Regions from separate parts of the Homo sapiens genome. Here region 2 is linked to region 1. A link is a loop called in an ENCODE intact Hi-C map of the cell type or tissue named here. Cell type or tissue: GM12878. All regions are shown on one strand. Region 1 overlaps SPTBN2 (spectrin beta, non-erythrocytic 2). Region 2 overlaps PC (pyruvate carboxylase).

Evidence for each region. Peaks named below come from ENCODE experiments on the same cell type or tissue, not always from the same donor. Only the 100,000 strongest peaks of a DNase experiment are listed, where the experiment ranks them.
Region 2: it touches region 1 in a loop (19-fold over the local background); 39 of 110 quality-filtered maps call a loop at or near these places.

The regions. Positions count from the first base shown.
Region 1 is chr11:66,693,610-66,696,109 of GRCh38, forward strand. SPTBN2 (spectrin beta, non-erythrocytic 2) reads right to left here. Exons shown (of 38, transcript NM_006946.4): 22 at 530-754; 23 at 163-252. Among named protein-coding and RNA genes, the nearest start is that of RBM4B, 17 kb to the left of the region's middle. RefSeq lists an enhancer at 1,208-1,708. In GM12878, a CTCF peak has its summit at 1,257 (motif pointing right); a DNase peak (open chromatin) is centred at 1,312.
Region 2 is chr11:66,881,846-66,884,345 of GRCh38, forward strand. All of the region lies in intron 3 of PC (pyruvate carboxylase), which reads right to left. Among named protein-coding and RNA genes, the nearest start is that of LRFN4, 26 kb to the left of the region's middle. RefSeq lists enhancers at 131-868, 869-1,606. In GM12878, a CTCF peak has its summit at 1,502 (motif pointing left); no DNase peak of the experiment used is centred here.

The DNA.
Region 1 (2,500 bases):
TATCTCCTACTGAGAGGACCCACCCTCCCAAGGTGAGGAAAGACAGCCACTGAAGTCCAGGGTTACACTCAGCATCGAGGGGGGCCTGGTCTTAAGAAAAAACACGTCCAAGTCTGGGCAGGCTCCTGGGAACTTCTCTTTTGCCTTCAGCCTCTGCCTCACCTGGTTTTTCTTCATGAGAAGCTGGACGCTGGGCAGGTCCTTGCCATGCTCCATGGAGCTGGCCATGGGCAGCCGCTCTGTCACCCACAACTGGAAGAGGAAGAGGGGGTCAGTGGAGGCCCAGAGGGCAAGGCAAGCAGCAGGGACTGATTAGTGGGAGTGGGGACACCTGGGGCTACCGCCCTGTGTGTGGGGAACAGTCATCTCTGGTTCTGGGAGGCATCTCCAAGTCTCCCTATAGGGGAGATGGTCAATGCCAAAGAGAAGAGGGAATAGAGCCCTGCTGGCATCTCCCTGGCATCCAGGAGGGAGGCTGGAGAACCACATGGCTGGGGGCAGCTTGCCGTCCTTGGCCCCAGTGACTCACAATCTCATCTTCCACATCGCGGTGGAACTGGTGCTGCTCGCGAGAAGCCTGCAGGCGCCGGCAGCGTTCCCGCATGGGCTGGCACAAGGCCCTGAACTTCTCCTCCACGGCCCTCGAGGTTCTCTCCACCTCCCCTGCACCCTGGTCCTCCTGGGCCAGTGCTTTGGCCTGGGCCTGGATTGCCTCCACCTCCTTCTCTCTCACAGCCATCTCCCATTCCAGCATCTGCAAACCGCCAGGAGGAAGGACATGTTAGCTCTGCATTTCCGCCTTCATGCCCAGCAGAGACACCAACCAGTCTCTATCCAGCCCACTGTGGCTGCTCATCACTGCAGCTCACCCAGGGAGAGCATCCCCTCATGGGCTGGATCAGTGGATCTCGAACTTTATATGCACAAGAATCCAAGGGCAGGGGTTGAAAAAATCCCTATTGGGTACTGTGCTCACTACATGGGTGATGGGTTCAATTACACCCCAAACTTCAGCATCACACAATATAACTTATAACAAACCTGCACCCACACCCGCGAATCTAAAAGATTGAAATTAAAAAATCCAGGGTAGTGTGATAACTGTGCCCATTATCAATTCATTGTCTCTCCATCCCCAATCCATCGTGGCCCTGCTTTGAGACACTGGAACTGGCCCCTGGAAACATTCCTCCTTTGCCAGCAGGCACAATCTAGGCCTTGTCAGCAGAGGGCGCTGGAGGGACACCACAATGCCTAGCAGATGTGGGGCATTCCACGGTTCCAAGGTGCTTTTCTTCCTCCTACAGCAAAACTGTCCACAGTGCGCAAGAGATCCGGTGGCTCTTACTCTCTGGCAAGTTTTGCTGCACTCTAGTGGCCACTTCCTGCTGGCCAGCCTTGGCTTGCTGGCTTCAGACATGCTCTGGCCTGTGATACCCCAGCAAATTTCCAGGCCATTCAGTGGGCCTCCGCCCTCTCCAAGGAGGTCTGAGACTCAGCCATCTTGCTCCTTCCTGGGGGACTCCTCAACCCCAGAGGTGTCAGCTGCTCCCTACACTTCCCATTCTGCATTCTTCAGAGCAGGGACCAGCAAGTCCAGCCCACTGCCTAGCCTTATAAAGTTTTTATTGGACCACAGCTGCACCCCTTTTTAAAAAATTTTTTGAGACAAGTCTCGCTCTGCCACCCAGGCTGCAGTGCAGTGGCACGATCACAGCCCACTGCAGCCTCGACTCTCCAGGCTCAAACAATCTTCTCACCTCAGCCTCCTGAGTAGCTGGGACTACAGGCACACACCACCACCACGCCCAGCTAATTTTTGTAGTTTTTGTAGAGATGGGGTTTTGCCATGTTGCCCAGGCTAGTCTCAAAACTCCTGGACTCAAGTGATCCGGCCACCTCGGCCTCCCAAAGTGTTGGGATTACATGTGTGAGCCACCACACCTGGCCATACCCCTTATTTTACATATAATCCGCAGCTGCTTTTCCTTACAAGGGCAGAGTTGAAGGGCTGTGACATAGACCTTACGACCCATGAAGCCCCAAAAATTTACTATCTGGTGCTTTACTGAAAAAAGTTTTCTGACCCCTGCTATAGAGTTCTCTTTACCACCTTTTACTAATTTATACTTCTGTTTTTTTTTTTGAGACAGAGGCTTGCCCAGGCTGGAGTGCGATGGCATGATCACGGCTCACTGCAACCTCTGTCTCCTGGGTTCAAGCTATCCTCCTCCCTCAGCCCTCAGCCTCCCAAGTAGCTGGGATAACAGGCGTGCGCCACCACGCCTGGCTAATTTTTGTATTTTTAGTAGAGACGGGGTTTCACCATGTTGGCCAGGCTGGTCTTGAACTCCTGACCTCAAGCGACCTGCCTGCCTTGGCCTCCCAAAGTGCTGAGATTACAGGCATGAGCCACTGTGCCTGGCCTAATTAATATTTCTTTTTACTGAAGTTCTCATCGTCAAATTATTAGGGGGTCTGTCTCCTAACTCTAACCCTG
Region 2 (2,500 bases), 190 kb after region 1:
CAGAGCAGGAGCTCGGACCCATCAGAGTTGGCCTATGGACTCTTCACTCAACTAAAGGAGTAAGTCACGGCTTTCATCAGGAGCACAGTGTGACAGGCACTTGGAAACCAAAATACCAAAACCAAAAACCCCACTTCTGATAAAACTGTCACTGGCCTGGCCTCCAGCAGGGCCACCAGTGGCACTCAGAGCTTCCCAACGAGAGCTGACGAACAATGTCAGCAGTCACATGTCCCAGATAAGCCAAGGCAGTTTCAATTTGTCTAATAAATCATCAAAATGTCCCTGAAATCCCACTACTTCAGACCTGAACTACATCTCCCAGGATGCCTCTTGCAACCAGAAGGAGCACAGAATCCTGCTGTCAGGCCATCATCCCCCAAGTTTTGTTCCAGACAACAACGTGGCCCCAGTGCTCAGCAGCCTTTCTGGGGACCAGGGCAGGGCGCCACCTAAGAGCTGCTGCAGCTGAGGCCCCACATCGCTTCGTCCTACATATTCCTGTCCTCACAGAGCGTCTCCTGCAGCCTCAGAGGGCAGCAGTGGGCAAGAGGCCGCAGAGGAAGGGAAAGACCAGGCCCTGCTTCAGGGGCGGGTGGCCAGCAAGTTGGTTCTGAAAGCCCAGCAGAGCACCTGGGTCCCTCAGCAAATCCTCAGAGGTGTGCTGGAGAGCAGCAGAGGGCAGAGAAGAAAGAAGTGTGGTTCAGAAACAGGCCCCAGGAACCTCCGAACCAACAAAGCTCCACACACCTACTTCCTATGGGCCCAGCTGCCCCCAGCACCAGCACCCGCACCAGGCTGTGCCCCTAGCCCCAGCTGGGCTCCACAGCTGCCAGTGAAAGCAGGTCAGAACCAGAAAGAAAGAGCTCTTGGCAGAGCACTCGGGGCTGCGGCGGTGGCAGCTCTGACGGATGGGGCCGCTCTCCCCAGGCGGCTCTGCTCTAAACATGTCCGACGGGCCCCAGGGCTGGCAGCCAAGAGGGACAGATGAAAGAACGACTCCACCTGGCTCTCAGGGCTGCCACGGCTGATATCAAAGCACCCAAGAGAGGACAGACTGAGGCTGAGATTTCTGGGCAGGGGGGGCAGAAGGGAGGACGCTGGAAACAATGCAGGTGACAGACACAGAAGACAGGAGAGAGACAATACCAAAGACGGAAACAGACACAGCACGGGTGCTCGCCGAGGCTCAGCTGTCCGGGCTCTGGGCCCCCAGGAGCGCCGGCTGCTCCAAGTGGCACTGCGGCGACGAACAGCAGTGAACAGTGCCAGCAGGGCTCCTCATCGCCCTGGCAACCCTCTATTCAAAGGAGCAGCCGAGGGGGAAAGGGTGGCACCGAGGCGACTGGCGCCATGGTCTCGGGACTTGTGGACTGGGGGACAAAGGGGGTCTCAGAGAAAGCAGAGTGAGGGGTCCCGAGGGCCTGCAGTGAGGTGGCTGCTCCATCCCAGCCTCACTGGAAAGCAGTGAGAATTTCAGGGCCAACACTGCCCCCTGGCGCACGAGGAGCCAGCTTCCTGCCGACCCTGCAGCACGGGGTGTGGGCAGGGCTCACATGGGAAGGTCACTTGTCCCCATTCCTCCACATCCTATAGGAGTAGGCTCAGGAATGCCTTCCCTATATTCCCCGGGCAGCCACCTCCCTCAGCTCTGTCCTTGTCTGTGCCCCACCCATCGTCCTGCTCAGGGGGCTCTCCATGAGGTCTCCGTGGCGTCTGTGTCCTCAGCAAAGAGCATTTAATGTTATAAAGATTTGTTGACCCGTCTTGTCTCCTTTAATAGACACTGTTAGGGCCCTGGGCACAGGATCCCTGGTCTCTTTTGTCCCCACATCTCCCTGGCACTCTGTACAGTGCGTAAGACCAGAACTAAATAAATGTCTGAGGGAATGAATCAGTGAAGAAATACTTCAGGTCACAATGAGGTTGCAGAGTGGCATGAGGCTGTTAAGATTCACCGTGAGGCGTGGTGGCTCATGCTTGTAATCTCAGCACTTTAAGAGGCCGAGGCAGGGGTATCACTTGAGTCTAGGAGTTTGAGATCAGCTTGGGCAACATATTGAGATCCTGTCTCTGCCAAAAAATTAAAAAAAAAACTTTTTAAAATTAGCTGGGTGTGGCCTGGCACGTGGCTCACACTTGTAATCCCAGCACTTTGGGAGGCTGAAGCGGGTGGATCACCTAAGGTTGGGAGTTCAAGACCAGCCTGACCAACATGCAGAAACCCCATCTCTACTAAAAATACAAAATTAGCCGGGCATGGTGGCACACGCCTGTAATCCCAGCTACTTGGGAGGCTGAGGCAGGAAAATCGCTTGAACGTGGGAGGCAGAGGTTGCGGTGGGCTGAGATCGTGCTATTGCACTCCAGCCTGGGCAACAAGAGCAAAACTCCATCTCAAAAAAAAAAAAAAAAAATTAGCTGGGCATGGTGGTGCCCATAGATAGTCTCAGCTGCTTGGAAGCCTGAGGCAGAAGGATTGCTTGAACCTAGAAGGTTG